6 separate regions of the Homo sapiens genome follow, and regions 1, 2, 3, 4 and 6 are each linked to region 5. Evidence: chromatin loops called from intact Hi-C (ENCODE). Cell type or tissue: dorsolateral prefrontal cortex. All regions are shown on one strand. Links, peaks and the distances in the headings refer to the core of each region. The heading gives the core; the rest is flanking DNA. Region 1 overlaps COL4A4 (collagen type IV alpha 4 chain). Region 2 has its middle 18 kb from the start of SCYGR1. Region 3 has its middle 8.0 kb from the start of SCYGR5. Region 4 overlaps AGFG1 (ArfGAP with FG repeats 1). Region 5 has its middle 20 kb from the start of SCYGR8. Region 6 has its middle 9.0 kb from the start of DAW1.

The links. A loop is a pair of places that touch in the nucleus more often than their neighbours do. Peaks named below come from ENCODE experiments on the same cell type or tissue, not always from the same donor. Only the 100,000 strongest peaks of a DNase experiment are listed, where the experiment ranks them.
Region 1: it touches region 5 in a loop (7-fold over the local background); 33 of 110 quality-filtered maps call a loop at or near these places.
Region 2: it touches region 5 in a loop (9-fold over the local background); 81 of 110 quality-filtered maps call a loop at or near these places.
Region 3: a loop joins it to region 5, with 7 times the contacts of the local background. A loop is called at or near these places in 90 of 110 quality-filtered maps.
Region 4: it touches region 5 in a loop (18-fold over the local background); 65 of 110 quality-filtered maps call a loop at or near these places.
Region 6: a loop joins it to region 5, with 3 times the contacts of the local background. A loop is called at or near these places in 20 of 110 quality-filtered maps.

What each region holds. Positions count from the first base shown.
Region 1 is chr2:227,126,785-227,132,149 of GRCh38, reverse strand. All of the region lies in intron 4 of COL4A4 (collagen type IV alpha 4 chain), which reads left to right. Among named protein-coding and RNA genes, the nearest start is that of COL4A4, 35 kb to the left of the region's middle. In dorsolateral prefrontal cortex, for the core only: CTCF peaks have their summits at 1,949 and 2,150 (motif pointing left); a DNase peak (open chromatin) is centred at 2,129; H3K27me3 peaks cover 644 bases.
Region 2 is chr2:227,403,607-227,408,971 of GRCh38, reverse strand. No RefSeq gene overlaps it. Among named protein-coding and RNA genes, the nearest start is that of SCYGR1, 18 kb to the right of the region's middle. In dorsolateral prefrontal cortex, for the core only: CTCF peaks have their summits at 2,489 and 2,700 (motif pointing left); a DNase peak (open chromatin) is centred at 2,701; H3K4me3 peaks cover 678 bases; H3K27ac peaks cover 2,438 bases.
Region 3 is chr2:227,656,156-227,661,520 of GRCh38, reverse strand. No RefSeq gene overlaps it. Among named protein-coding and RNA genes, the nearest start is that of SCYGR5, 8.0 kb to the left of the region's middle. In dorsolateral prefrontal cortex, for the core only: CTCF peaks have their summits at 2,897 and 3,096 (motif pointing left); a DNase peak (open chromatin) is centred at 3,133; H3K27ac peaks cover 727 bases.
Region 4 is chr2:227,477,494-227,482,858 of GRCh38, reverse strand. The region is part of intron 1 of AGFG1 (ArfGAP with FG repeats 1); the gene reads right to left. Among named protein-coding and RNA genes, the nearest start is that of AGFG1, 8.0 kb to the right of the region's middle. In dorsolateral prefrontal cortex, for the core only: a CTCF peak has its summit at 2,605; no DNase peak of the experiment used is centred there.
Region 5 is chr2:227,763,544-227,768,908 of GRCh38, reverse strand. No RefSeq gene overlaps it. Among named protein-coding and RNA genes, the nearest start is that of SCYGR8, 20 kb to the right of the region's middle. RefSeq lists an enhancer at 2,500-2,549. In dorsolateral prefrontal cortex, for the core only: CTCF peaks have their summits at 2,241 and 2,449 (motif pointing right); DNase peaks (open chromatin) are centred at 1,745 and 2,408; H3K27ac peaks cover 542 bases.
Region 6 is chr2:227,859,948-227,865,312 of GRCh38, reverse strand. No RefSeq gene overlaps it. Among named protein-coding and RNA genes, the nearest start is that of DAW1, 9.0 kb to the left of the region's middle. RefSeq lists an enhancer at 4,387-4,886. In dorsolateral prefrontal cortex, for the core only: CTCF peaks have their summits at 2,694 and 2,894 (motif pointing right); no DNase peak of the experiment used is centred there; H3K27ac peaks cover 2,582 bases.

The sequences.
Region 1 (5,365 bases), core at 546-4,545, 640 kb after region 5:
AGGGCACAGGGAGCTGTGGGTTAGCACTTGAGCTTGAACCGGGTGGAATTAGAACTCTCCTAGCCACAGTCTGAAGGAGAAGCCTTCTGTCAGTTTCTATGGCTGTGTAACAAATGACCATATACATGGTGGCTTAATACAACAGAAATGTATTCTCTAGAGGCCAGAAGTCCAAAAGCAAGCTGCTGGCACTGCCAGGCTCCCTCCACGGCTCTGGGGGAGAACCTGCTCCTTGCCTCCTTCCACTCCTTCTGGTGTCAGCAGTCCTTGGCATTCCTTGGTTCCTAGCGGCCTCACTTCAGTCTGTGCCTCTGTCTTCACATCGCCTGCTCCTCTATGTGTCCACATCAATCTCCCTCTGCGTCCTCCTTATAAAGGTGCATGTAGTAGCATTTAGGGCCCACCTAAATCACCCAGGAGAAACTCTTCAGCTCAAGAACCTTCACTTTATCAGGTCTTTTGCCGTCTAAGGCAATAGTCACAGGCTCTGGGCTTAAGACATGTCGTATCTTTTTTTGTGGCGCCATTCAGCTCCCTACAAGTGTTCAGACAAGGGGAACAGCCTCCGCTTGAGCCCTGAAGTGGGAAGGAGACAGGCTAGCATGTTTGAGGGACTGAAACGTGACTAGAGAGAAATTTGACCACAGTGGGTAAGGAACCCGGCAGCATGCAATGCAGCTTAAAAAGCAGACAGGGGCAGGGTAGGTTGGCTCATGCCTGTAATCCCAGCACTTTGGGAGGCCAAGGTGGGTGGATCATGAGGTCAGGAGTTCAACATCAGCCTGGCTAACATGGCGAAAACCTGTCTCTACTAAAAAAATACAAAAATTAGCTGGGCATGGTGGTGGGTGCCTGTAATACCAGCTACTGGGGAGGCTGAGGCAGAGAATTGCTTGAACCTGGGAGGCAGAGGCTGCAGTGGGCCGAGATCGTGCCACTGCACTCCAGCCTGGGCGACAGAGTGAGACTCCATCTTAAAAAAAAAAGAAAGAAAGAAAAAAAAAAAAAAGCAGACAGATTTTCCTGCATAATAAGAAATTTTTGAAAGATTTTAAGAAGGGAAGAAGCAGATTGGATTTATGTTATAAGATGATCTGGTGCTGTTTGGAAAATGTGGCTGGTGGCAGGTAGGTAATGTTAGGGAAAACCTGTTATGAGGCTGCTGCAGTCATGCAGGTGGGAAGTCTTGGTGGCTTAGCGAGGGGGTGAGTGTGGAGGGTAGGGAAGTGGATGGGAGGTGGACATATTTGGGAGGCAGACTTGATAGGAATGAGGAGACTCACCTGGCGCAGTTGGGGCAGGCAGTTAGAGGCATGCGGGCCTCCCAGGAGAGGTGTAAGCTGCTGTGCAGACAGTGGTGCCCGCTCAGGAAGCACGTTTCAGGGGCGATCATGAGTCCAGGTTTGGACTTGCAGCGCTTGTGGTCAGTTGGATATGTGACTGGCACTCAGAAAGAAAGGTCTGGGTTAGGGAGGGACACGGAGGGATTGTCTGTGGGTGAAATTGACCACTTGGAAATGGATGCTTTGGCTGGAGAGAAAGTGACAAGAAGCCAGGGCAGCCCTGAAGAGCTCTGGGGGAGACTCCAAACAGGAGGAAGAGGGGGCCACAAGACACAGGTGGGAGCAAATCAAGGCAAGGCCAAGGGGCAGGGATGCTGGAGAACAGGGCAGGCAAGAAGGAGGGAGAGTTGAGTGGGTTAGAGCTAGTCAGGGAGCTTACCAGGAGCCCTTAGCCTTGTTTAGGCCCCGCAGAAGACGCAGATGCCATGTTTTAAAATGGGAAAACCCTTCTCCAATGGCCTGGAGTAAGGGGTGACCTTGTTGTTCAGTGGCAAAGCCATGTCTCCTGGTTCTCAGTGCAGGGTTCTTCCCACTGCACCATGCTGCCTCTTAAGAACACAGTGAAAATCTCGAATGAGTGTTACTCCAGGCTAAATCCCTCAGTTGCCCCTATTTCATTGTGAACAAGTGCGGTTACTTTAAGGTACAAGAAAACACTCTGCCACTGAAGTCCAGTCTCTGGATTGTCTACTGTTGATAACACCTTTTGTTATTTATTTTGATAACTCTTCCTGGCACCTAACGGGCCTTTTTCCTGCAATAGGGGAGGCTCCTGGAGGCACTGCCAAAGGATTCGTGAGTGATGTTGTAGTGTCACCCAGTGGCTGACTGGTTGAATTACAATCAAGCCTTAAAAAGGAGGGAAGCATTAGAAAAGAAAGGAATGATAATAATAATGGATTAAGAATAATGAGACTCATAAAAAGGATGAATATATTTAAAAGAATATTTATTTGTTCATTTTAATTGTGGAAGTTTTAATTGATCATGTAATCCATGAGTATATGTTTAGAATTTATACTGTGCAAGACAGTGGTCAAGATGCTGAGGTGGAAATAAAAACGTTCATGAATCCCTGGCTGCAAAAAGTGTACCAGAGGCCAGGCGCAGTGGCTCATGCCTGTAATCCTGGCACTTTGGGAGGCCGAGGGGGGCGGATCACTTGAGGTCGGGAGTTCGAGACCAGCCTGGCCAACATGGCAAAACGCCATCTCTGCTAAAAATACAAAAATTAGCCAGGCGTGGTGGTGGCCGCCTGTAATCCCAGCTACTTGGGAGGCTGAGGCAGGAGAATTGCTTGAACTGGGAGGCAGAGGTTGCAGTGAGCTGAGATTGCACCACTGTACTCCAGCCTGGGTGACAGAGTGAGACTCTGTCTCAAAAAAAAAAAAAAAAGTATACTAGAAGACATCACCCCAAGCAGATATTAAGCAAAGTAGCATGCACAAGGCAATAATGAAAAATAGGTGATGACGTTATTTAGTCATTAATTATTTTAGGGTAGATGTGGTAGTTTGGAGGGGAGTGAAATTGATGAGGACTGCAGTTAAATGGAAGCAGAAACCTTGAAGTCAGAACTGAACAGCCTCAGGTCCTTTGTCTCATGTCTTTGAGTCTCAGCTTCCTCCTTTGGGAATGAGGTCGTAGATACAGGGATGACTTTCTGCTTTACAGGGTGGTAAGGATTCCATGAGAAGAATGTATTAACACACTGTTGTGTTGTGTCTAGATTTGTACATGGTGGCAGTTATTACTGCTACTGTTATGATTATAATATTTTTGGAGGGATGGCAGAATTTGAGCTACAGGTAAAGAAAGGCTACTCTGACCTCATGGAAACAAGTGTGATTGGGGCAGAGGGTGGGGGTGTGGAAACTGCAGGGAATAAGGTTGGCGGGTGTGCGGAAAGGAGATTGTCCCCATTGCAGGTGTTGGTGAAAGCAATGACACCAGGAAAGGGGTGACTGAAGAAGATTCATTGACGGTTGCATGGGGCAGTGGGGAGAAGATCAGGGTTAAGGAGACGCGAGAGATTGGTGCTTGTGGAACCCGTGCGAGAGTTGACAAGACCATGGGCCAGGTGCTTGGCAGTGGGAGGAAGGTAAGATGGGAGCATGAGATTTGGGTTTTGGTTCAAATCGAGATGTGATTGACTTGGTCATGAGAAGGACATGGAGAATGAGGGAAAGAGGGTGACAAGGCTGGCAGCTGGATGGCGAGCTTAGATGATGCCAGGAACAGAGTTACTCTCTTCAGTGACAGGGAAGGAGGAGGCAGAGGGCTGAGCTCAGCTTTGACCCAATGTGTGAGATGAATTAACAGGGGAAGAGGATGCAAGAAAGTTTCTAGAAAACAGTTGGGGATATAGGATAGGACCAGAAAGTTAAATTTGAGAACCACAAAAAATAGAGGTATTCAATTAATTCAATTAATAACATTGTGTCCTAAAGAAACTTTATAAAAGAACATTGAGTGTATCTGGATAGACTGTTTTTAAGTGTAAAAATAAGAAGAGGCTTGAAGGGATTGAAACGTCACTCCGGGCATGGCATGAGCGTGATTTAGTGGATGAACCCTCCATTGTGCTAGGCTCAGGCTCAGGTAGGGGGAAGAGGAGAGGTTTAGGTGAGAGACTGACTGGTCCAGGTGTGAATCTGAGCTTGCTAGGTGTGAGAGCCTGAATAAGTTACACCTTCCTTCATCTATATGGGGATCATAGCCTACACTATTCAGTGTTGCTGGTTGCATTAAATAAGGTAAGGTATGGAGCATGGCAGCCACATAATCCATAACCAAGCCTAATAAATACATTCCTTCCCCTTCCTGTGACATTTTTTATGATAAATGTCATGGTCTTAAGAGTTCAAGGGTGATTTGGAAAATCTGTATAATTAGTATAACAAAAGCATCTTTCCTGTTTGTTCAGTTTTTCATTTATTTATACCTTGCACTGATTTATACCTTGCATTTATTTATACCTTCTGGCTAAGAAAGAGCAGGAAGTCATGGCAGAAAAAGTGTGGCTGTACCTGTATTTGTAGTTGTTTATTTGTAGTGTTTCTCCTAGTGCTCCTACTGACAAAATGACAAACGATTTCTTAGATTTTTGTCATTCCCCATATGTTTTGGTCCCTGGGGCAACCAGATCATTGCCAGCCAAAAAGGCTGACTTGAAGATTTTGGTTTTTAAAAAGTACAGTACATACCCTCTTATCTTTTGGTCTCTTTTACTAAGTTGTTATGAAATAAAAGTAATTTTATCTTAGCCCTGTTCAAGAGACATTCTAGACTTAGGCAACCGACAAGGGACAAAATCCTAAAGGAATGCCCTGGCTTCAGAAGACAGGGAGGCCGGCGGTTCTGTGTCTGCTCTCATCTCCTTCATCCTTTATTTGTACAGCTGGCCCGAGAGCCTACTGCTGCTCTAGGGAGGCGCAAATAACAGGTTTGATGATACGGTGTCAATTTGGCCTTTGAACCAAAAGAAAGAAAGAAAGAGATGATCTAGTGGCTTCACATGGCATGCCAAAGTCTCCTCAGCTGTCAAGCTGATTGTCATTTCTGGATTCAGCGGCTCTGTCTTCTGACTTCGAAGCTGCAGAGGCAGTTGCATGCGCACGTAGCCAAAAAAACCCAGGGGTGCTGTGCATCTGAAAGCCAGTCATTCCACTGGGTGGTTTTTCTCTTTTTGCTAGACTGACTCTGGCACAGCAACTTGTTTTATAGCAGGTTATTGTTGGTGGTGGAGAGTGCAGGGTTAGGACTGGGTGAAATATTTCTTTAAAGACTTTTTTTAGTGATGCAAAATTCCTGTGATTATTTAATGATTCTCTAGTTATAAAAATGTCTTTTATGGGCCTGCTACTTATGTCTATTTGTCCTGAAGTGAATTCTATTATAACCTTATGAAAAAGTAAGCCTACATATTTACCTGTAAGCACAAGTTCTTTTACTGACCCATTCTTTTACATGAAACAATTTAAAGAAAATAGAATTATTCTCTGTATGCTGTGAATAAATTA
Region 2 (5,365 bases), core at 860-4,859, 360 kb after region 5:
TAGTACCCAGGGTTGCCTCCGTTGAGAGGAACTGGGTGCCTGGGGAATGGAGGCGAAGAGAGTATGGAGTTTTTTCCATTTGTATGAACCTTTTGACTTTTGTACTGTGTGTATGTATTACCTACTCAAAAGTAAGTAATTTTTTTTTTCTTTGAGATGGAGTCTCGCTCTGTTGCCCAGGCTGGAGTGCAATGGCGTGATCTTGGCTCACTGCAACTTCCACCTCCCGGGTTAAAGAGATTCTTCTACCTCAGCCTCCCTAGTAGCTGGGATTATAGGAGTGTGCCACCACCATGACCAGCTAATTTTTGTATTTTTAGTACAGATGGGGTTTCACCATGTTGGCCAGGCTGGTCTTGAACTCCTGACCTCTGGTCATCCACCTGCCTCGGTCTCCCAAAATGCTGGGATTACAGGCTTCAACCACCGTGCCTAGCAAAAATAGGCAATTTTAAAATTATATGTGAAGAAAAATCTGTAAATGTTTTTGTCATAACCCCCCACCCCCAACCCACCACCACCATTTTTTTCCTGTAAAAATTTTTTCAAGGCCTGAGGAAAATGATGAATTAAACTTTTCCTGACAGGAAAGACAACATCTGAAAATTCTGCCTGATAGATAGAGAGAAGCATCCTGGCAAGAGACACGGAGCTGACAGACGAAGAGATGCACGTCTGACAGAATTGGGACTATTCACCCAAAGTGAGACAAAGTGAAATGCCAAGCACATTGAGAATCTCTTCCTTCTTACTGTCAACGGATTCACCTAATCAAAGCACTTTTAGTCACTGCATCCAATTTCCATCCTCATCCAACACATGGTGGGGTCTTTTTCTCGTTTCTTCTGAGTTGACACACACAAAACCCAAGAGTCCCACTTTTGGCGAGGAACGTGTTGCTGTCAGCTTGCATTTGTTACCGCACATTGGTTCCCCGTGTCCCAGTAATGACCCCCTGTAAAGGCCACTGGGCAAGAGAATTGCAAGATCGAGCGAGGCGGCGGGAATTACAGGAAAGGATTAACGGCAGAACAGCCTGTTGCGACAGCGAAAAACAGCCCGAGGACAGGGGCGTGCTCCCATCTGACAGGCGGAAGTGTGCCAGGGTTTATGTATTAGGTCACAGCAAGAAAGCTATTTTTGCTGTGCCCTCTGACCTTCTGTAGAAGGTGAGCCCCAAGATGCCTATGATACACACCAGACTTTTGCAGGCTGCCCTGACTCAAGAGGGAAGAGCAGATGCTGACTAGTGCAGGGTCCTGTAGAGTTTGGGAATCCACCATTCACAACAGGATGAAAGGATTTTCATGGGTGTTGCCATCTGCTGGGTATGTGTGTTGGCAGCGGGGAGTCATTTACTAAGCAGATGCAGCCTTTCTGTTCCTCCTTCCTCAAACTCCAATTTAAAAAATAGCTAGTCCGGGCACAATGGCTCATGCCTGTAATCCCAGCACTTTGGGAGGCCAAAATGGGAGGATCTCTTGAGCTCAGGAATTTGAGACCAGCCCGGGCAACATAACGAAATCCTGTCTCTACAAAAAATACAAAGATTAGTTGCGTGTGGTTGTGAGCACCTGTAGTCCCAGCTACTTGGGGGACTGAGGTGGAAGGATCACTTGAGCCCAAGAGGTTGAGGCTGCAGTGAGCTGTGACTGCACCACCGCTCTCCAGCCTGGGCAACAGAGTGAGACCCTGTCTCAAAAAAAAAAAAATAAAAAAAATCTAATGGCCAAGTAGGCTTTAGAATTCTAAAAAGCTAGCAACGAAAGGAAACATGGTGCTATTGGCAGAGATTTGAAGTAGCAGTGGTCTCCCACAAAAGTGCTATGATGTACAGAGACTTAGAGGAGTCGCAGTGTAACCCTGGTTAAAGAGATTGGGAAGGTTCCATGGAAGAGGGGCTGAGCATTGTTCAATTTGTTGAGTAAACCCAAAAAGCAGTGCACTGAGATCAGGCCAAGCTAGAGATATCTCTGTGGCAAACACTGAACACTTTTATCACCCCCTTACATTTGGTAGAAGATTGTTGGAATCACCACTCTCCACAAACAGTCAGAAAAACTGGAACCAGATGGCATCTCTAAAAAAATGTGGCCCACAGCCATAAATGTGTGACTTGCATTCTCTTTCAGAACAAGAAAAGATGATGTAGATACTGCTGGTTTGGACTGGCTCAGAGAGAAAAGAAACAAATAGATGGGAGTACGTGCCAAGGGTCACTGATGCTTCCAGAGGGCAGTGGCCTCGGCTGTCTTACTCAAGGCTGAATTCTTAGCCCCTACAAGACTCATGCCTGGCATGTAACAAGTGCACAGCCAGTTTTCCTCCAATGAATGAGGGGCTTTCTCAGAATAAAGTTTTTGTAATCAGAGACCAAGACAGCCACTGATTCTCTGCAGCCTTGAAGTCTGTCTTTTCTGAATATCCAGACAGAGGACAAGTCTTGATTATAACGATCATTAGCCTAGAGTACTGCCCAGTTCTGAACTCAAGGATAAGAATCCCCTCCAAGCTCCTGCCAGGCTGTCTCCACACTCTGACATCACATCCTGCCTCTTTGATTAGGTTTCACAGTGAATTTTGCCCCTCCCAAACACACTTTGTTAATCTTTTTTAGGTCTGGGAATTCAGCCAAAAATTCCTGAAGGATGAATTCCTTTTCCTCGGTGAGGTTGACATTTGAGCACACATCGCCCTCTTGTGTCTACGACACATTTGGCAACGTAGTTTCCAGCACCTGCTAATGCACACAGCAAATTGAAGCCTTGTTAACATCCCTTAAGCCTGCAGACCTCGGTACAAGGCGGAGGGAGAACAAACGCACCAATTTTCCCAGAATAGTCAAGAACATCCAGAAGAATCCAGAATTTGTGAAGATGGTACTGGTAACTACCCAACCCAGAGCTTTGAAAGTTAAAAAATGTATAAGGTACCATAAAATTCATATTCAAGAGCTCACAGTCAGAAAATGTTTACCTTCTAAAAGAGCTGGACATTTTCCATAAACCGAAAGTTGGACTATACAGTAGATACATGAAGATGTCCTCCTAGCATTTTCATATTTGACCTATTGACTTTTGAATCACCATTCATATCCTCTTTGATGTTGCCCATCCACACACCCACACCCACATAAGCCATGTGTGTAAATATGCCCATCTGCAGGTTTTCTGTTCTTAATGACAATTTCAGACTGCTCGGCTTGCTCCTACACCTTCTTATGGAGATACAAGAACTTTGGATCTCTGGCCCCCCTCAGTCCTCGCTCCTCCATCCCTGTAAGCAGGTGCAAGGCGTGTTTCTGGCACAGTCCACCAAACTCCTGAATCTGAAGCTCCCACAGTCACTGACCCAAGTGTGGCCTGGATGAGACTGGTGGCCCAAGCCTCTATTATGCTGTTTTTTTTGTTGTTGTTGTTATTTGTTTGTTTGTTTTGAAATGGAGTCTTGCTCTGTCACCCAGGCTGGAGGCCAGTGGCGCAATCTCGGCTCACTGCAGCCTCTGCCTCCAGGGTTCAAGCAATTCTCCTGCCTCAGCCTCCCTAGTAGCTGGGACTACAGGCGTGCGCCACCACACTCGGCTAATTTTTGTATTGTTTGTAGAGACGGGGTTTCACCATGTTGGCCAGGATGGTCTTGATCTCCTGACCTCATGATCCGCCCGCCTTGGCCTCCCAAAGTGCTGGGATTTCAGGCATGAGCCACCATGCCCAGCCTTATACTGGTTTTTACAGCAAAGAGACTAGAATAAAAGATACTTTCACATTGACACTATAAAAATCGTCCTTTGAACACTTAGTTATGTATTGTTCTGGGTTAGGTAGTATAGATAAAGACATACTTTGCCCAGTAGGAAGGGACTCCCTTCATCTACGTACATTTTATGCCTCTATCTCTCATACAGGTGGACCTTACCTTCCGAAAACTGCTATCAGGGCCTCTGCAGGAGGCCCTGGCTGTGATAAATGTGCATCTGTAGAGTGCACAACCTGAACATCCTTACCAAGCAGCCCTGACCAATATCTTCCTGCCTAAAGAGTGCCAATGCTGAGAGTATGCCTTTAAAACCCCATTTTGGCCATTTCTCAAGAAGTAAGTGAGACTTGTACTTCCCTATCTCCCCTTAAGGGGAGTCCCCAGTGCATTAGTGGTAGAGCTCTCCCTAAGGACTTTTGTGTGCGTCTCCACCCTCTGTTCTTCTAGGTGCATCCTGTTTTTAATGGGGCATAATCTCTTACCTCAAAAGAGCAAAGCTCCACTGGCAAACCTCTAGACCACATTAGTGATCAGCAAGTAAGGGGGACATTTGGTGCAGCATCACATTTCTGACATCCCTTCATGCTTTTTATGTCTGACTCTGTCATCTCTGCTAAAAGAAGCCTCTCTTTTTATTTCCTTTTTTTCTTCTAGTTTTTTTTTTTGTTTTTTTTTTTTTTTTGTAGACAGGGCCTAGTGGTCTTCCTAGGCTGGTCTCAAACTTCTGGACTCAAGGGATATTCCCACCTCAGCCTCCCAAACTGTTGGGATTACAGGCGTGAGCCATTGGGCCCGGTCCTCTTTTTTTTTTTTTTTTTTTTTCTGAGACGGAGTCTGGCTCTGCCGCCCAGGCTGGAGTGTGGTGGCGCAATCTCGGCTCACTGCAGGCTCCGCCTCCCTGGTTCACACCGTTCTCCTGCCTCACCCGCCCGAGTAGCTGGGACTACAGGCTCCCACCACCACGCCCGGCTAATTTTTTGTATTTTTAGTAGAGACGGGGTTTCACTGTGTTAGCCAGGATGGTCTTGATCTCCTGACCTCGTGATCCGCCCGCCTTGGCCTCCCAAAGTGCTAGGATTATAGGCATGAGCCACTGCGCCCGGCTCCGGCCCTCTTTTTTCTTCTCTTATTCCAATATCACACACCAAAGAAGACTCGGTCCAGCAGCAGGAAATAAATCTGACCCTTGCCTCTAAGGTCTTTCTTTGATCGCAGCAGTGTTCATCTTTGTCTAACTGTAGCATAGGAGGAATATGATTTGCTCTGACCTAAATTATTTTCATACATTTTTTTTCTGATTTCCCATTAAATTGAGGCTAAGGGTAAAGGTCAGGGCCCTCTTGGTTTCTTGGTTTTGGATTGTAAAAGAGATTAGATTAAAAACATAAAATCTAGGCCAGGTGCGGTGACTCACGCCTGTAATTCCAGCACTTTGGGAGGCCGAGGCGGGCAGATCACCAGGTCAGGAGATCAAGACCATCCTGGCTAACACGGTGAAACCCCATCTCTACTAAAAATACAAAAAATTAGCCGGGCGTGGTGGCGGGCGCCTGTAGTCCCAGCTGCTCGGGAGGCTGAGGCAGGAGAATGGCGTGAACCCGGGAGGCGG
Region 3 (5,365 bases), core at 853-4,852, 110 kb after region 5:
GGGCGCTGGATTCCACCCAAGGCCACTCACTCTCTCCTGATAAGCATCCAACCTTCCTTCAAAGTGACATTACCCAGAGGACTGGCTGATCGTGACTAGAGAGTAAGTGTAAATGCATTTATCAAGAGACATTTATTTCTCACTGGAGACAGGACTGCCATTTAAGAATATCAGAAGGCAGGTGTTTAACACATCAGTTGTTTAGCACATTACGTTTCTTTTCAGGCTTTCTTTTCTATCTAAGACCACACACACTCCACTCCCCACCCCCACTGCCTCGCAGTCAGCAGGAGAGGAGGGGCCTTGCGGCTCAGGGACAGACAATGCAACCCCGTGATGCTCAGTGGAGGAGGGGAAGGTAGGCCTTATGGAAGGTGTGTGAACTTCAAAATCTCATTTGAAAGATCCTGTACTTCATGTCTGTTGGCATCACCACCACCACCTTCTAGAGTCTCCTCCTTCCTTTATGGAAGAAACCTGGGATGATGTTGCCTGGATTCCCTTCCCTGTATGACTGTAGGTCAGTCTGACAATGAGAAACACTTCTGTGAAATTTGGAGAGTGGAAAATTAAAATGACCAGTATTCTCCAAGGCAGCTACCTTAATTACAGTCAAACCCAGTATAGAATTCCTTCTCAGAGAGGCCTTTGGATAAATATAAATACCCCTTACCTTAATAATATTTAAATTCAAACGCCCTGAAGCCTAGAAGGATATTCTCTAACATAACCAGAGTATATAAAAATAAAATACTGGCCAGGCATGGTGACTCACGCCTATAATCCCAGCACTTTGGGAGGCAGAGGCGGGCAGATCACCTGAGGTTAGGAGTTGGAGACCAGCCTGACCAACATGGAGAAACCCCATCTCTACTAAAAATACAAAATTAGCTGGGCGTAGTGGCGCATGCCTGTAATCCCAGCTACTCGGGAGGCTGAGACAGGAGAATCACTTGAACCTGGGAGGCGGATGTTTCAGTAAGCCGAGATCGCGCCATTGCACTCTAGCCTGGGCAACAAAGCAAAACTCCATCTCAAAAAAATAAAATAAAATAAAATAAAATAAAATAAAATAAAATAAAATACCATTACATTTAAAAGGCAAAAGATGTACACAATTTGAAGAGAAACCAGAGTATACAATATCATTATATTTAAACAATTACTAGAAAGTGTCAGATGTTGCACTTTTATTATCTTATTTTTTGAGACAGGGTGTCACTCTGTCATCCAGGCTGGAGTGCAATGGCACAATCATGGCTCTCTGCAGCCTCAACTTCCCAGGCTCAGGTGATCCTCCCACCTCAGCATAGGTGTAGTGTAGGTCTAGGTATAATCTTAGCCGTGTAGCTAGGACCACAGGCGCCCGCCACAACACCCGGCTACTTTTTGTATTTTTTCGTAGAGATGAGGTCTTGCCGTGTTGCCCAAGCTGGTCTTGAACTCATGGGCTTAAAAGATCCGCCTGCCCCGACCTCCCAAATTGCTAGGATTACAGGTGTGAGCTACCGCGCCTGGCCAGATATTGCACTTTTAAACCCAGAAGTGCAAGTGGAAATTTTTCTGTAAATGTATATAATGTTCACATTATCTGGGTACTGTTAGAACCATTTAATAAAAGATACCAGTTTTTACCATTTTAACATATTTAACATTATATATATATATAATGTGTTATGTATACTTATATATCAATATGTTGGTTCCATTTCTCTGGAGAACTCTGGCTGATAGAATAACCAATCTTATGTTCTATACTTTGAAAATATTAATTCATCCAGTATATGTTCACTGAGCACCTACAAAGTACTAGGGATATAGCAGACACTAAGATAGATAAAGTCCCTTCGGTTCTAGCTCTATTTTAGAGAGAAGAAGCAAACAAAAAAATAATTAAGCACATAACAGGTGGTGACAAAGCAAGGTACGAAAATAGAGAGTGACCCAAGGAGGCCCATTTTGGAGAGTGGTCTGGGAGGTCCTCTTTAATAAGGTGCTATTTAAGCACTCTGCACGCAGTGAGGAGGCAAGGCTGCAGATGCCTGGAGCAAGAGCGTCCTAACAGGTGGAACAGGAAGACCCGAGGCCCGAAGACCGAGTGCATTTGACTGGCCCGGGTATTGTCATTGCACATAGAACTGCAGGTAATAATATTTTGGTCCTACGGAAAGTACCCTGGACTGCAGTCCGGAGACAGGTCCTGTCACTACATAGCAGTCATTTTTCTCTTCCAGTTTTTAATTCCTTATGGAAAAGACGAAGAATCAGGACCAGGCAGGTGTTTCCTGTCCAAAATACCCAGAAGGCATTACTCCCACAGCGGTCCTGCCTTCCGCATCCTCCTCCCAGTGGTTTCCAATGTACAAACACAGGCTCTAAGGAATATTTTAATAAAGGAGTCTGTGTAACTTTAACTCAGTGTTTCCAGCTTTATTTGGTCTCAAACCCTATTTCTACTACTAACAAAACAGGAGTCACTGAAAACACGTTTAGAAAAGTGAGCTCAAATAGCAAATTTATCTCTAACATTCTCTGAATAATGGAAAATAAAATTGTACACCTCAATAGCCTCAGCTCTCCAGCTAATAAATATATATGAGTTTAAAATAAAAAGGCTGGGCGTGGTGGCTCACGCCTGTAACCCCAGCATTTTGGGAGGCCGAGGCGGGCGGATCACCTGAGGTCAGGAGTTCGAGACCAGCCTGGCCAACATGGTGAAACCCCATCTCTACCAAAAATATGAAATTAACCAGGAGTGGTGGTGCATGCCTGTAATCCCAGCTACTTGGTAGGCTGAGGCAAGAGAATCACTTGAACCCAGGAGGCAGAGGTTGCAGTGAGACGAGATTGTGCCATTACGCTCCAGCCTGGGCAAAAAGAGCGAAACTCCGTCTCAAAAAAATAAGTAAATAAAATAAAAAGACAGGAGAGAGAGCAAACTTTTAACTTCTTTTTAGCAGCAGAACCTTTTCTACCTACAAATGCCTACATGAAACATCTGGAAACAAAATATAAAACCTCGGTCTGGATTCAGTGTGAAGTCAACCTGCTGTCCATCGCAGTAGCTGTAATCACACTGCCCTCTAGTGTAACCCTCGGGGGAATTACAGCTAAAATGACTACAGAAATCTCTCTCAAACTTTCAGCCTGAGAGCTGGCCAGGACGGCTGTGAGCTACGCAGTGGTTCTCAAGGTGAGGTCCACAACCAGCAGCAGCAGCAGCAACACCTGGGAATTTGTTAGAAATAAAAAATTTTGGTTTCACACCTTCCCCACAAGTCCAACTGAGTCAATAACTGGGGATGAGCTTAGCCAAGCAGTCCTTAATCCCTCCAGATGAGGAACAAAATCATGGCTCAGCCCAGCACCCACAGGTAATTTTTTTTTTTTTTTAGACAGAGTCTCACTCCGTCACCCAGGCTGGAGTGCAGTGGCACGATATTGGCTCACTGCAACCTCCGCCTCCCGGGTTCGAGTGATTCTCCTGCCTCAGCCTCCTGAGTAGCTGGGACTACAGGCATGTACCCCCATGCCCAGCTAATTTTTATATTTTTTAGTAGAGACGGGGTTTCACTATGTTGGCCAGGCTGGTCTCGAAGTCCTGACCTTGGAATCCGCCTGCCTCGGTCTCCCAAAGTGCTGGGATTACAGGCGTGAGCCACTGCGCCCGGCCAGGGGTAGTAATTTTTTGTACCATGTTGTGTTCAATTAAGAACAAAAAAGCATACTCAGGGCAGCCTATTGAAAACCAAAAAGTTCATAAACAGAAGAGTTTCTATGCTTAGCATTTGTTCAGCAGTTTTCACTTGATGCTGTGCTTTCAGATTCAATAGGAGTTACATCCACCCCAACAATAAATACCACTAGACCCAATTTCATTGTACTACTGCCAGGAATAACAAAAGGTTCTAGAATAGACCTAGTCATCTTTTCTTTAAAAATTTCTGCGTGTGGGGGTAATGCTAGTTGTGAAAAACAGGTTTTGTATTGAGAAGTAGAGGTGAAAATTCTGTAAAACTAGCCTGTGTTTAACATATATACAGTTTGGTATTTCCAGCTCAAGTGTTTGTTCTGGCCAGACGTGCAGCAATTACGCTCTGTTCGTGACCGGGGAGACTGGAGAAAAGTACATGCGTGAATCAGTGCAATTTCCCCACAACTGCAAAAAAAAAAAAAAAAGTAACTTTCTTCCTTCCAGTCATCCTTCTTCCTTCTCCAAACGCTGCCTGAGCACTTAGGGTAGATGAAGCCTGTGTTAACAGAAAGCATGGATCCTGCCCAAGGTTCCCTTGGAGCATCAGCCTCCCACGCAAGAGACATCTTCATTTCTACCATGTTACACTTGTTCCCAAATATGATAACTTGATAAAGAAGAGAGACCTGTAAAAAAGACAGCAATGGTTACAAACATTTGAATCTCAGAGGGGAAAATCAATATAAAATAAATTACAAAATGAGTAATGACTAAACTATTTTAAAATGTATACTTTTTTTATGAAAATTGCAATTTTCTTAAAAAGGCAGGTCACCTAAAAGGGTTAAGCACCCCTTTATCATGTCTGCATTTCATATAGTATCTAGTTTTTAAAAATAACACTGTAGGCCAGGCGCGGTAGCTCACGCCTGTAATCCCAGCACTCTGGGAGGCCGAGGTGGGAGGTCAGGAGTTTGAGACCAGCCTGGTCAACATAGTGAAACCCCGCCTCTACTAAAAATACAAAAATTAGCCAGGCGTGGTGGCATGCACCTGTAATTCCAGCTACTTGGGAGGCTGAGACAGGAGAATCGCTTGAACCTGGGAGGCAGAGGTTGCAGTGAGGCGAGATCGCATCATTGCACTCCAGCCTGGGCGACAGAGCAAGACTCTGTCTCAAAACAAACAAACAAACAAATAAATAAATAAATAAATAAATAAATAAATAACACTGTAGTCCTTTATGTGAACATCTAAGTTTTCAAACAACCACCACACGGGGTGTAACTAACATTTATTACCTAGCTAAAGATAACAAAAACAAACTGGAAAATTTCACTCCATATGTAAATATAGATTCATCTGTCCTATTTGTATTTAACAAAAGTGAAAGTATTGATACATGGAAAATCAGAATACAGTAGATTTAAATGAAATATTTTAATTAAAGATTTAATCCCACATTTTGTGCAAATGATTAAAAATTCAAATTAGGTGTAGCACAATCTGTGTCAGCTTCCTAGGGTGGTTTTAATGACATACCATAAATACTGGTTGGATTAAAACAACGTGAGTTTATTGTCTCACAGTTTTGGAGGCTAGAAGTCTGAATTCAAGATGTCAACAGGGCCATGTACCCTCTGAAACCTATCGGGGAGAGCCCCTCCTTGC
Region 4 (5,365 bases), core at 878-4,877, 290 kb after region 5:
CAGATCCCCAGGAGATTTAGTTTTAATGACCACCACCCAGGTATGACTGTAACCAGATGGTGTGGCTCATTCCATATGTCCATCAGTGTGCTGCTCTTAACTAGGCCTCAAACAATCTTGCAAATAACCATTTGTTCAATTCAAATAACAATCTGTGCTGGATGAGTAAGTAGGAAAGCTTATTTAGTTAGTTTTATTAATTGTTTTTCTCCTGCTGTGGGAGAAGCTGGTAAAAATATTTTTAATAACCTGTGGAAGTTTATGTAGTTGCCAATAATACTGGCAGAAAGTAATAAAGTTGACATTTAGATCTAGCCCATCCTAGTTATTTACTAAAAATATTACATATGTTTCATAGCATAAAATTATACATTTAAAATCTAGAACAGATGGAAGGAAGGTGCCTTTAGTAGGTTATCAAATCTACAAACTATTGATGCCAAGACACCGTATATGTTGGCTAGTCCAAAATATTCGTCTATCCAGAGTCCAACATTAAAAAACTGAATATATTTAGCTTTCTATATATAATAATAAGCATGATATAAATCCCTATTGTTATTCTGAGTTTCTGGGAAAGCCACAAATACTACACCATAAGGTCCTTGTAACACTTAGAGCAAGCATCTAAAAAATAATATTCAAGTTATGACTTAAACCTAATTAAGGCATTCTAGTTAAAAGTAGTGGACAAGGCTGGGTGCGGTGGCTCACGCCTGTAATCTCAGCACTTTGGGAGGCCGAAGCGGGCAGATCACGAGGTCAGGAGATCGAGACCATCCTGGCTGACATGGTGAAACCCCGTCTTTACTAAAAATACAAAAAATTAGCGGGGCAAGGTGGCGGGCGCCTGTAGTCCCAGCTACGTGGGAGGCTGAGGCAGGAAAATGGCGTGAACCCGGGAGGCAGAGCTTGCAGTGAGCAGAGATCGCGCCCCTGCACTCCAACCTGGGCAACAGCGAGACTCTGTCTCAAAAAAAAAAAAAAAAAAAAAAGTAGTGGACAAAATCTAAATCTCTTCACATGCCCAAACCCACAACGAAATGACAGTAAAGGAATAAGAAGGTATTAACCCACAAGAGACAGAGGGTTACCATGATGTGTTTATCTCATACTGCATGCCTGTATCAAAACTCCTATCTTGTGTACCTCATAAATACATACACCTACTATGTGCCCACAAAAATTAAAATAAACAGAGCGTCAGAGAACAAGAGAAGAGTCCAAAAGCACACGACAGTTCTTGAATAACAAAATTTGGAAGATTTAAAAACAAAATACCAGCAGTAAGTGACTTTATGGAGAAAGCCAAAACAGAAGCTTCTGCAAAGGTGGGAGAAGCCAACTGGAAACTGATTCCCACCACAGGACATATCAAGATTTACTGAAGGAACTGGATACAGGTGAGGGCTTAAAGTGGGGTCAGAAATCATTAGACTCTCCAGTTCCTTAACAGCCAAAAGCATACTCCCACCAGCCCTAGGTGGGAAGTCTGAAGGAAAGTTTTAAAGAGGTTATACCACAGAGACTTCAAACTCAAGACACTGCTGAAGACTCTTGTTAGGGACCATGTGGAAAGCTGGAGGATTATCTAAGATCAAACACACAGAATGACAGTCACCTCCCTCAACTTGGTTCCCAGAACAGTGGCATCACAGGCTTTTATATTCCCCAAAAAAGAAGATTGGAGAAAATATGTCTGCACTATAAAAAGCGTGAGTTTCCAAACAAATTCAAAAAAAAAAAAAAAAAAAAAAAAGCCTAAAACACTGAACAAAAGACCTACACCAAAATACTTCAATATGAGGTTCTGAACAGCAGGAAGAAAAGAAGATCTTACATACTCCAAAAGAGGGAAGAAAAGAAGTGGGTCAGAAAGACTCAGTAATAAGAATAGCATCAGACTTCTCAACAGCAACACTGAAGGTTTGAAGACAACTAAGCAATATATTGAAAGTTCCAAGGGTAAAGTATTTTCACCTTTGTGAATGTAGGCAAACTAATTTTTAAAAAGAAGGCAGAATAAAACATTTTCAGCTTTGTGGCTTTCAAAAATGACCTCTCATTCACCTTTCATCAGGAGGCTAACGGAAATGTTGGGGGTCCTGGAAACAGAGCATCTAACATAGGTTACAAGTGAAGGGAATTTCCAGAATGAAGATAGAAGAAAAGTTCTGGTATGAGAGCCGCACAGCAGGCCTAGACAGCAGCATTTCCAGAGCAGAAGATTATAAAAGTACCCAGAAACAGTTAAAAAAAAAAAAAAAGTAGCTGATGCATCTGATCATATTGAAGGAAGTTCATTGCAGCTCATGCCTGTAATCCCAGCTACCAGGGAGGCTGAGGCAGGAGAATCACCTGAACCTGACAGATGAAAGTTGTAGTGAGCTGAGTTGGCGCCACTGCACTCCAGCCTGGGAGATGGAGTGAGACTCCATCTCAAAAATAAAATAAAATAAAATAAGAAATATGGAAAGACAAGAATTTTTGGAATCTGACAATTACAAGGAAAATTCCTCTTTCCTTTTCTGAACATACACTGTTTCTCCATAACTTACAAACACTGGTGTTGCATCTCCCCCTAGAGTCGTAAAAATAAATGTATTACCTCTCCCAATGCCTTAAATTACCCAATGACAGTGATCATGTGTACAGCTCCCCCACTGTCTAATCTTTTCTTCTTTAAGCTAGTAGCATTTTTGGTTCCTGCAAATGTTCCTCTAATACATAGTTTCAAACTTCCTTACCATCTTGATCAGATTCCTTGGAGCATGCTCCAGTTTGTTAACATTCCTCTTAAAACAAGCAACCAGAATAAAAGTAAGGTATAATTATGACCTCTACAAAACATGTATGGTGTCAATCAAAAAGATTGCTATCTTAGTCAGAAGTCTTTGAGCAAAGTATGTTCTAACACAAACAAAAATTAATTCTCTGTATTTCAAACAACTCAAATAAGTTTCCTGTCCCCACTGAATAGCTCATGAATTTCATTCTAATGTTCAATCAGGTGTCTTTAGCAATAGTTCTCGTGTGTAAGGTTGTAAAAAATGTCACAAGGAACATGCTATTAATGTAAGTACTCAAAGTTATAACTGATTTTAAAACGTTTTTACATACATTAAAGGTATCCAAGTTGTATTTCCCTAGACAATCATCACTTTGATTTGAATTAGAAAACACATTCAAGTGGGGGAAAAAATGAGGGGGAGTAGTAAAACCTAGTCCCGAATATTTCCATAGGAGTTTCTCACAAATGTGAACATCATGCACGCTGCACAGAAAAGAAGGAAAATATCAAATAAGGAGATTTGCCTGTTTTCCAAAGAATGCTATTGGAACAGATACAGAGGTTTCTAAAAAGACAATGATTTTCAAATTGAGATCCAGAGGTCGGCAAGTTCTTTTAAAACAATGTCTTAATTCTTTTCATTTATAATGCACTAATATTATAAAATTTAATGTAAATTTAATCTAAACTGTATTTTATCCACTTTGAAACTAAAAGCCAGTGTTTAAAAATCACATGCCAAAAATGATGGATGAATGAATAGGGAACAGAAAAAGGCTTAACATGGCAATAATGCCTTTATACTCAGTTATGGTCAAATGATGTCACCACAACCTGAATGCTGGAGTTTTCCCAGTATAAAAGGTACCCACAGCACTATACAGAAGAGTCCTTCTTATCCAATTTGCTGGTTAAATCTATGTTTCTCCTTCCCTCTGAGAAACCTAAAGTTAATGCCTACTGCACAATGAACATTCATGGCTAGAAGGCCACTTTCTCCTGCTCCTCTCTCAGGAGAGAGTGAGTTTTATGCTTATCAAAATTTGTCTGGTATAGTATTTGGTAATATAGTTGGTACAGTACTTGGTAAGTATATAGTTTAAGTGAATGTCATGTAAAACAATGGCATGAGTGAGAAGAATTATTTCCATGTAAACTAAGTATTTTTAGAGACTAAAACAAGTCACTAGGATAAGCTGTTATTTGACCATGGAAAAGAACTGTAAAAGACTGAGAGAAAAATCATAAAAATCTAGAAGAATTCAGCATTCAAACTGTTTTATAAGTACATTAAAATGCTAAAAATCATAAATAGTACAGCATGAGTCTGGGTTATATTAGGGGACAAAGAATCTAATCAGTGGACCCATATTCAAAGCCTTATGTGCCAGCAAATTAACAGTTGTATGTTAAAATTTAAAAACCTAAGCTTGAGGCAGGGCATGGTAATTCACGCCTGTAATCCCCACAATTTGGAAGACCAAGGTAGGAGGATTGCTTGAGCCAGGAGTTGGAGATCAGCCTGGGCAACATGGCGAAACCCCATCTCTACAAAAATTAGCTGGGCATGGTGGCACGCGCCTGTAGTCCCAGGTACCTGGGAAGCTGAGGTCGGAGGATCACCTAAGCCTGGGGAGGTCAAGGCTGCAGTGAACCATGATAATGCCACTGCACTCCAGCCTGGGCGACAGAGTGAGACCCTGTCTCAAACCAACAACAAAACCCAAACAAACAAAAAAACCTATGCTTGCTAAATATATATATTATATATGTATATATAATAGATACATGTATATGTATGTGTGCATGTATGTATTTTTTTTTTTTTACTGATTGCTTGCTTTAACTGAATTTTTTGATAAACTTATCCACTATCAAACTTGACTGCATACAATGAGGGGTTCTAATTAGAATTCAAATATAAAAAATAGCACGAGAATTACGGCACATGGTAGTATGCACATGCCAAATTGAAAAGAATCGCTGTTGGAACGGCACCATCATTCCCATTGATTTCAGAATACACAACAGTATTTTCTCAATGAAACTCAAAAATAAGAACACACATTTTGGAGCTAAGAAGTTCCCTAAAAATAATAAAAAGCATGACACAGCCATAAAACAAACATTTATGATGCATCATAAAATATCTATTCTGGGCTGGGCATGGTGGCTCATGCTTGTAATCCAAGCACTTTGGGAGGCCGAGGTAGGTGGATCACCTGAGGTCAGAAGTTCAAGACCAGCCTGGCCAACATGGTGAAACCCCATCTCTACTAAAAATACAAAAAAAATTTAGCCAGGCATGGTGGTGCATGCCTGTAATCCCAGCTGCTTGGGAGGCTGAGGCAGGAGAGTCGCTTGAACCTGGGAGGTGGAGGTTGCAGTGAGGTGAGATCGCACCACTGCACTCCAGCCTGGGTGACGAGTGAAACTCCGTCTCAAAAAATAAAAACAAAAAAAAGAAAAAGTCTTTTTTCTGCCATTTGAAACACAATGAAGTAAAATCTACCATTTAAATCCCCAAAATATAGAATTCACAACAATTTACGGTAACCATGGTAACCATACATT
Region 5 (5,365 bases), core at 524-4,523:
ATTTATTGTTTTATTTATTTTTAATTGACAAGTAAAAATTGTATGTATTTATGGTGTATAACATGTTTTGCTATATGCATACATTGTGAAATGCCTAAATCAGCTATTAAACATATAACATTACCTAGCATACTTATCATTTTTGTGTTGAGGACACTTGAAATCTACTCAGCAATTTTCAAGTATACAATATATTGTGATTAACTCTTGTCACTATGATATGCAATAGACTGCGCGAATTTAGTCCTCCTGTCTAAATGAAATTTTGTGTTTACCTTTAACCAACATAGATAATCAGAAGCAAATAAAAAACATCAACAGAATCCAGCAATACCGATTCTTCTCATGGATGACCTTTTTTTTTCTTTCTGACGATGTCTCACTCTGTCACCCAGGCTGGAGTGCAGTGGCGAGATCTCGGCTCAGGTATAGACCCCAAGACCATCCTGCTGGGGGCAGGCAGGTAAAGCTGCAGTCCGGGAAGCCTAGAGGCCCTGCAGCTCCTGAAAAGGAGACTCTGGGGAAGGAGGCACGTCCCGTGCCCTACGATAAACTAAGGCCTGCTTGAGGGGAATCACACTGCCTTTAGCCTGCAACTGTATCTAGTGGCTTCCCGGCAGTAAGACGGTAACCTTGTCTGGGCCGCAGAATGCAGTTTTCAGCGCTCAGGAGCCTGGAGGGGTAAATGGGGGAGGGGAACCCTGGGAGGAACGGGATTCCATGGAGGGCAAGGGGTCTGCGGGAGACCCCCGGACATCTGCCCGGAGCGCCAGGGCTTGCTTCTGTAAAAGCACACTCCGTGAGCCAGGGCCTCCTCGTTTCCTGCCTCCTGGAGCTGGCGCCGCCAGAGGGGACCCAGGCAGCCGCGCCCCGAGCCCAGGATTCCCGTCCCATGGGGCCTGCCCTGTGCACCAAGGGGGTTTAGCAGCGTCCTCTAGCACCGCCACCCCGGCCGCTTGCTGTGACCAGCAAAACTGTCCGAGACACAGCTGGTTGTCTCCTGGGGGGCGGAATGGCCCCTGGTTGAGGATCCCGCTATAAGGCTCGGAACAGCCAAAGAGTGATTGGAACGATCTTTTTCCTGGTGTCTGTAGCCTGCTTCTCCCACTCTGTCCATTTCGCATCACGTTCATTCGCCAAGTGCTGACAGCTTTGCCTTCTAAATATTTCTTGAACCTGTGCTCTCCCCACTCCGTCACCGCTGGGGTCCTGGTGACTTGGGAACTTGCAGGCTCTTTCCTGGCGGCTCTGCATTGGTCTCCCTGGGCCTTGTCCCCCACATCCATTTTCCTCACAGTCACTAGGGACTTTATACAAACTGTAACTCTCCCCAGGTCACTGCCATGATTGACTGATTATGACTGATCGATATATATCTATATCTATATCTATATCTATATCTATCTATCTATATATATATATATATATATATATATATATATTATATATATATTAGACAGAGTCTCGCTCTGTTGCCCAGGCTGAAGTGCAGTGGCATGATCTCAGCTCACTGCAACCTCCGTCTCCCAGGTTCAAGTGATTCTTCTGCCTCAGCCTCCCGAGTAGCTAGGACTACAGGCGTGCGCCACCATGCCCAGCTAATTTTTGTATTTTTAGTAGAGACGGGGTTTCACTATGTTGGCCAGGCTGGTCTCGAATTCCTGACCTCAGGTGATCCGACCGCCTCAGCCTTCCAAAGTGCTGGGATTACAGGCACGAGCCACCACGCCCGGCCGACTGATCAATTTTCCATACAAGGTCTGGCCCTGTCTCCCAGGCTGGAGTGCAAGGCTCACTGCAACCTCAATCTCCTGGGCTCAAGCAATCCTCCCACCTCAGCCTCCTAAGTAGCTGGGACCACAGGCATGCTACCACACCCAGCTAATATGTGTGTGTGTGTGTGTGGTGTTTCATTTTTGTGGAGACGGGGGCGTCTCATTATGTTGCCTAGGCTGGTCTAGAACTCCTGGCCTCAAGCGATTCCCTTGCCTCATCCTCCCAAAGTGTTGGGATTGCAGGTGTCAGCCACCACGCCTGGCCGACTGCCGTGATTAAAAGCTCTTCAGTGGCTTTCCATCAGCCTCAGAATAAAGTCCAATCCCCTTACTAGGAGCTCTCCCGTCATCTGGTCCCAGCTGACCTCTCCACTCAATCTCCTAACACATCATTCTTTGCTCTTTAAAAAAAAAAAAGAAAAGAAATTCTTTTTATTTTTTACTCCTCTTGCTATCATTCCCAGTTGTCTCTTGCTCCTCATGCATGGAGCAGTAACTGCTGTTTTTGTGCCTTGGCGAGTGCTGCTGTCTCTCCCTGGAATGTCTTTCCTGATTTCTGCTTCAAGTTCACATCCTCCAGGGAGCCGGCTCCTGGCTGGCCTGGGCTCACCTCCATTGTTGCGTGTATCGCTTTTGACCACCAGGTGGTAGCACAAGGCAGTGTTTAAGCGCTCGGGCCCAGGAGCCCAGCTGCCTGACCCCAAATGCCAGCTCTGCCAAGGACTGAATGACCCTGGACAAAACACGGAATGCCTCTGTGCGCCTTGTTTTCTTTATCTACAAAATGGAAATAATTAACTGTCTACTTCATAAAGTTGCTATGTGGATTATATGAGCTAATATGTGAAAAGTTCTCAGAAAGTCTCCTGGTGAAAGATCAATACAAGCTACTTGTTATATTTTTTGTGTGTCAGTCTCTTCCAGAAGACTGATGAATACTTCATATTTTAAACATGAATAACAGAAATCTCACTTTAAAGCGGTCTCTTAACACTATCCTTGGGGTTTCACGTTTTCCAAGTTATTTGAGAAGTTTCCTGGCCATTTGTACTACCCCATCTGTGAATTACTTGTTCAAATCCTTTGCTTTTTAATTCCCCCAACAGAGAGGACTGTTGTAGAGCTCAGTTTTGATCACTGGTCTCTCCCTCTCCTCATAGTCTCAGGCCTCTCCTCTTCCTGTGACGGCGTGGACTGTGTTTCAGGACCATTGTTCTTTTCTACATTTGACTATTTAAGGTAAGCATATTGTCCTGCTACTTGAAGTAGATAAATCAGCAGCTATGTACTTTTTCCAGCCAATAAAAGAAATCACATATTAAGTAGGGAACAGATAAAGAATGATGTTATTACATGTGTATTGTTTAATTTTCTCCACTCAAATTCCAATTATAAAAGAAGAGGGAATTACTAAGATAACTCAAAACCATATGCTGCAGGTTTTGAGGTTACTTAATGACACAGAGACCTCCAGAGCCACATGATACTGGGGTAGTGCTTTCACTGACAACCACCACAAAAAAACAAATCTTTTCTTTAAGGGTAGTTTCTGGTAGAATCTACATGTCTATATGTTCAAGGATGCTCATTGCAGCATTGTTTACAATATCAAAAAATTAGACACAACATAAATGCCCATTATTGGTGACATAAATAAATTGTGGGAGCCAGGCACAATGGCATGCACCTGTAGCCCCAGCTACTTGAGATGCCCAGGCAGGAGGATCACTTGAGCCCAAGAGTTCGAGTCCAGTTTAGGCCATATATAGCAAGACCTCACCTTAAAAAATAATTGTGAGCTGGGTGCGGTGGCTCACTCCAGTAATCCCAGCACTTTGGGAGGCTGAGGCAGGCAGATCACTGGAGGTTAGGAGTTCGAGACCAGCCTGGTCAACATGGTGAAACCCTGTCTCTACTAAAAATACAAAAATTAGCTGGGTGTGGCGGCACATGCCTGTAATCCCAGCTACTCAGGAGGCTGAAGTAGGAGGATCACTTGAACCTGAGAGGCAGAGGTTGCAGTGAGCCAAGTGGTGCCACTGCACTCCAGCCCGGGTGATAGAGTGAGACTCCGTCTCAAAAAAAATAAAATAAATTACAGTAAACATTTAAAAATTTTTAAAAATATTGTGGTAAATCTATAAGATGGAACACTTTGCAAAAATTGCTAAAAGATACGTGTAGACAACAGAAATGACATGCAGTACTGTAATAATAAGTAAGAAAAGCAAGGCTGGGTGTGGTGGCTCACGCCTGTAATCCCAGAATTTTGGGAGGCCGAAGCGGGTAGATTGCCTGAGCTCAGGAGTTCGAGACCAGCCTGGGCAACACAGTGAAACCCTGTCTCTACTAAAATATAAAAAATTAGCCAGGGATGGTGGCATGCACCTGTAATCCCAGCTGCTCGGGAGGCTGAGGCAGAAGAATCACTTGAACCCAGGAGGCAGAGGTGGCAGTGAGCTGAGATCGCACCATTGCACTCCAGCCTGGGTGACAGAGCAAGACTCTGTCTCAAAAAAAAAAAAAAAAAAGAAAAGAAAGTTGCACAAAAAATATATAGCATATAGAACAAAAGTCTCAATTTGCAAATAGCAACTTACATTTGTACATGCTTAGGAAAAACCTGAAGGCATAGCCACCAAATGCAAAAGTGGTCACCTTTAGGTGATGAGATTCACTGTGACTGTCTGCTTTCTACTTTGTCCAGTTCCAGAGAATAAATTTCTCCATCACCATAATCTATTTGTGCAATATAAAATTAATATAAGTTTAGGCCAGGCATGGTGGCTCTCGCCTGTAATCCCAACACTTTGGGAAGCCGAGGCAGGTGGATCACCTGAGGTCAGGAGTTCAAGACCAGCCTGGCCAACATGGTGAAACCCCGTCTCTACTAAATATATAAAAATTAGGCAGATGTGGTGGCACGTGCCTATAACCCCAGCTACTCAGGAGGCTAAGGCAGGATAATTGCTTGAACCCAGGAGGTGGAGGTTGCAGTCTGCCGAGATCATCGTGCCACTGCACTCCAGCCTGAGCGACAGAGCAAGACTGTCTCAAAAATAATAATAATAATAATAATAATAATTAAAAGTCTAGACAGAGTGGCAGAGAGATGGGTGTGTGCAGTCTGTGTAAAACTGTGCTGTCTTGTGGTCTCAGTACAAAATCATAGTTTTATTCCTTGTTTCATGATTTTCTAGGAAAAAAAGAAAAAAGAAACAAAATCAGTTAACCAAGAAAACAATAATGAGCAATAGGAATCTTCACTGCACTCTCTTAGCAAAGTTCAAAATGGGCAGCAAATTGTAGGAGCCAGAGAAAAGCACTATCAACATACTCATCCCTTGGTCTCACTGTGCCTCCCCGTCAGAGCATGGCAGAGGTCCTCATCTCTCCCAGGGCTCCCAAAACTCCCCCCAAATTCCCAAAGAACTCAGTCTTGGCTTTCTTCTCTTAGGATCCCACCTTCCCCACCCCACCCCCACCCCCGCCAATCTAATCCTTCCTTGATCTTCCAATATAAATTGAATTTTTTTTTTTTTTTTGAGACGGAGTCTTGCTCTGTCACCCAGGCTGGAGTGCAATGGCGT
Region 6 (5,365 bases), core at 515-4,514, 96 kb before region 5:
ACATTCTGTAAGAATTAGGGACGGTGATGATAATAATAAGCATTATTATGCTAAATTTGTTTGAAACTGAGGAAAGGGCATGTACATATCATTTCCATTTCAATTGATGATCTAGGTCAACAATTGCTCCAACTGCAATTTGGAATCTTTTGTGTGATCCTTGACAAGTATACCTTGCTAATTATATCAATTAGTGTTAGTACAGTTGGCTTAAACATTAAAATTAGTTTATATTTTTAAAATCATAACTACTTTCTCTGTGGACCCAAATAGATTTACTTTCTTAAATAAATGGCCTAGAGGATCTGGAAGGGAAGAATGGATTCTATACCTTCCCAAGCTAGAGACAGTCCAGAGAAGAACGATACAGGTGCAGAAAGACCAGGGATATCTGGAACATGAACCAGAGACCCTGGGGTGGGCATAATGCCACCCTTTGTGACTGGCACACCATAGGTCCTTGATTAGTGAGTGATTTTCATTATGATTTGGAAGAGGAAGTCATTGATTATGTGCAGAACTAGAGGGCAGGGCTAAGAGAGTTGGATTCATGGAGGCAGATGTTGGCTCCCTATAAAGAACTCCATTGCCAGTTTGTCCAGTAATGGATGAATAGACTAAGCTGTGTCCAAAAGTATGAGAATTTCCCAGCACTGGAAATGTTCTAGCTGAGGCAGTTTGACCGGTTGCCAAGATGATTGTAAAACATAATACTAAGTCGGCTGAGAGACAGGACTAGATAAAATTTTCCTTTCGTTTCTATGGTTCCATGATCTTGTGCTCGCTGTGTGTCTGTGTGTTTTCACAAAAAGATAAATGTGGAAAGGTATGAAACAGTGGGTTGCTCGTTGGAAGACAGAAGTTCCAATCCTGCCCTTTCATTGATGACCTTTAAGCAAATCGTTTGCCCTTCTAATCCTCAGTTACTCAACTGCAAATGATTTTCGCTCATTCCATTCAGCACTCAGGCACCACGACTCACTTATTCCTGCTCTAGCTTTGATTCTTGTCATTCTGCCACCCAGTAAGCCTCCCACGTCAGCTGTTCTAAAGCCTCACCCAGTGAAGAACACCTTGTCCACATGCTCAATTTGATTTTCTGCAACAGTATGTGCTGGATGTGGAGTTCACATCACACACTCCAAAATGTCCCTACCGTACAATGCCTGCCTCCAATCCCTATGCCAACAACTGCATCTGGCCACTCTCAAGTAAACTCGCGGGACCCTAGTGATGGTTCATTCATTCATGTTGAAAACTCCATTCTATTCGGTGTTACTTGTCTGATTTTTCTTCCTCTTACAGGGTTTACTCTAAACTCCTGAAGGATCTGATACAATAGCCCTTTGCGGATTAATGGAGAAAAGGTCTGAAATTATTAGCCTTGGTTGTCATTGGTTCTATGCTCCCACTTGCATTATAATGCCCTCCTCAGCTTGTCAGGGTGCCTCCTACCACCTTCACTGCAGCAACTTGCTGAAATGTCACTGCACCCTGTTTCAGCCCCCAGAGGACAGTCTGCTGTGTGCCACTTCTGGAGTCTCTCCTCTTGGCCCTGGGTCCCTTAAAGAACCTGTAGTTCTTGGTGACTTCCATGCCCCACTCTGGGGTCCAGTGAACTTCTAAATACCTAAACTTGCCAGTTTGACAGATAAATTAGTCATCTCTCTCCAGCCTGCATCAGGCTGCCATTTCCACTCAATGCCCACTCCTTTCTGCAATGCATGAAAGCTGCTTTGTGAGGCTTGCTGGATTTCCAGGATCACCTCAAAGAAGCTCGGCGTCATTTATCTCTCTTCTTGGATCCCAAAATTCCAAAGAAGTTCTCTCCTGCCCTCCTACCTCCAACTGTGACTAATTGTCTCCCTCCTTCTCCCTTCTACCCAGTTAAATGAGTCATTCTCTAAATATGCTGATGGTAGTGGTGCTGGGGATTGACTGGAATCAGATCACTGGTGCCCTCTGCCTTGCCTGAGAAAAAGGCCCTGGCTAGGCTTGTGAATTTCATGCAAACAGGTAAAGACATCCTGCCATGCTTTATATGGTGCCACTGCTAGCACAAGCCATGACTTTGGGCAGATTAGGGAAAGGCATCAGCTCTGGGTTAGAGGGTGTTCCTTCACACTGCCAGGACCTCCAGGCCTAATGGGGGCATTCCCGCAGCCAGAAAACCCAAGCTGAGCAAGGGCCAGCCTTTGCCCCACTCACTGGCAGGGCTTTGGGAGCTATCCAGACTTCTCAGTGGGCCACCCAGCCCTGGACACGTGCCCAGGGGGCAGCTGATCATTGTAGGCTCCCCCTAGACTAGCCCTGCTCACAAAAAGCCTTCACCTCTCCACACTCCCTCATGAGCTTATACTCTCCTCTAGTGTACTTGGTTGCAAGTTGCTTTTCAATGAAAATGAAGTGAGGGAAAGATGGTGCAATGTGTAATTACATCAGACCTGCCAAGAGTCAGACTTTTGATGTTGCTGATGAGTTCGTCCTCTTTAGGGAGGCCTGATGGCCTGCCCGGAAAGGACACAAATGTGAGTCAGAGGAGCTTGACGTTTGAATGCCAGTTCTTCCACTTACTAGCAGATCCCTTTTAGAACCTCGATTTGCTCAAATCAAAACGGGGATAATAATACTATCTGCCTCATGGGGCTATTGTATAAAACAAATGATGTAAATATATACAGTGGGCTGTATACCCAATTTCTAGGCACCTAAAATCTTTTTTCGTTGAACATTATCGTAACGGAATTAACCACTTCTATAACTAAATTGTTTAACTCTGGAATACGTGTTGATATGCAAAATATGTCTAACCATCTATTCCAAATAAAATACCACATCGAGGGATTGTTGCAATTAGGTCAAGGTTATTTATCTGCTAAATAGCTCACTGCCAGTAGGGGGCAGAAGTGTACACCTGTTTTATAAGAGCATTTACATTCTTTCCGTAGGTCAATAATAACTTAATTGTATATTTTAAAATAACTTAAATAATGTAATTGGGTTTTTTGTAACTCAAAAGATAAATGCTTCAGGGGATGGATAACCCATTCTCCATGATGTGCTTTTTTTTTCCAATCCTCAGAGACATCTGAAATGTGCTTATTTCACATTGCATGCTGTGTCAAAATATCTCATGTACCCTATCAATATATATACCTACTATGTACCCACAAAAATTTTTACAAATAATAAAAATAAAACTTTTTATAATAAAATAAACAATAAATACAACAAAATATTCAGAAAAGGAAGGAAGGAAGGAAGAAATGAAGGAAGGAAGGGAGGGAAGGAGGAAGGGAGCCCAGAGCCTAGGCCAGACAAAAGAGCCTAAGTATTGAGCAAACTCTTTCCTTTTAGCTACCTAAAACTTATCTTTGAAATAACTTGGCCGGGCGCGGTGGCTCACGCCTGTAACCCCAGCATTTTGGGAGGTAGAGGCAGGCAGATCACTTGAGATCAGGAGTTTGAGACCAGCCTGAGCAACATGGTGAAACCCCATGTCTACTAAAAATACAAAAATTAGCTGGGTGTGGTGGTGGGCGCCTATAATCCCAGCTACTTGGGAGACTGAGGCAGGAACATCGCTTGAACCTGGGAGGCAAGAGGTAGCAGTGAGCCAAGATTGCACGCCACTGTACTCCAGCCTGAGTGACAGAGTGAGACTCCGAGAAAGAGAGAGAGAGAGAGAGAACTCCTTGCCATGACACCAAACATGCTAGCAATGGTAACAATGATAATAATTAACATTTATTGAATGCATACTTTGTACCAGGCTCTGGGTTAATTGTATCACCCAAATCATCTGCTTCAATCTTCACAAAAACTATGCAGTAAGGACCATTGTTCCCATTTTACAGATGACAAATTGAGGCTTTGAGAGAAGAGCACAGCTTGATACGCCCTCTCTGTTTAAGGCCATTTTGAAATAGTTCTTTATTTAGCCAATTTTACTTGCCTTGGTCTAAATTTCTTACTTTTTCAATTATTTTCTTATTTCCTTTTGCAAATACAGAACTGTTTATACTACTGCTTCTCTGAGGTGCGTCTGTGCCAACTCAACACCACACAGTCCCTGCAGGACTTACCGTAACAAATTCCAAGATGATAATAGCTTGAATGTGTCTCAGCCAGGATTTTGGCTTTGTGTGTGTCAACTGAACTGAATATGTGCTTGCTGAAAAGTGACATTTTAAAGCAGAAAGGGAAAGATCAGCTTGTTCTTATTTCTTGTTTTCAATGGAAATATATACAGGAAATACTTAAAATGATAAAAACTTTTAAAGCCTATGGTTTTATGCTTGTTACTGCCTCTGTTAACTTTGTTCCCAGGACATAAATCTCACAGACTGCCCAGCATCTCAAAAGAGCAACAGTAGTAGGTAATGGGGGGAAGGTGTAGCTGCGCAAACCTTGGCTACTCTCCCAAAGGGGGATTCCAGATCCTCTCCACCTCCTCTTTCTTTCTCAGACTGTTGGCACTCCCTTTTGTCTTGAAGCTCCTTTCGCTTTTTCCTGCCTTTCTGTCTTTTTTCTTTCTCTCTTATGTTTTAGTTCCATGTTTCTGTCTCCAACTCTGCCTTTGTAGCAGCTCCTTTTCCTAAACCATCTCTTTCTTCTTCAAAGCCCACCTGAACAATCCCTTTCCCCTTTTCCTCATATTTTATCAGTTAAGTCCTTTTATTTCCAAAACTCTGACATGGCCACATTGGCAGCTTTGGTTGGCTCATTCAGTTCTGTTTCATTTCCCTGCCAGTGGGCCTAGTGCCTGCTGGAGACCGCAGACAGCTTCAGGGCCCAGGTTCCACGTGTGGCCTGATTCCCATCAAGCAGGCAACACCCAGGTGATGCCCGTGCCATCTGGGAAGCAGAAGCAGCATTGGCAGGTAGAGTCAGGGCTGCCGCAGGCAAGCTCAGCCCGGTCATCATGGGGGTAGTCTGTTTCCTTCTGCAGCAGCTCTAACAGAGCTCTCCACAGCTGGGCTCTAGCATCATGGATGGTGACAAGACAAGTGCAGGCCATTCAGAATGCCAGCGAGATTGTGGCCCACAGCCATCAGCTGTGTGCTGGTGTCCCAGTTCCCTATTCCCTGATCATAGCAGAGTCAGCCACAGGCCTAGTGAACAGTTCTGCAGTGTTGCTTTGGCAGACCCACCTGAAAATTCTGCTCAGAATCTGTTCTCGCCCACTAATGATTTGGAAAACGTACTTCCCGTTTCGATCACTTTAGTTAAAACTACCACTGAGTCCTACCCAATCATTAATTAGTAAAAGAAGTGATTAGAGACTGGGCTCAGTGGGTCATCTCTGTAATCCCAGCACTTTAGGAGGCCAAGGCAGGTGGATCACCTGAGGTCAGGAGTTCAA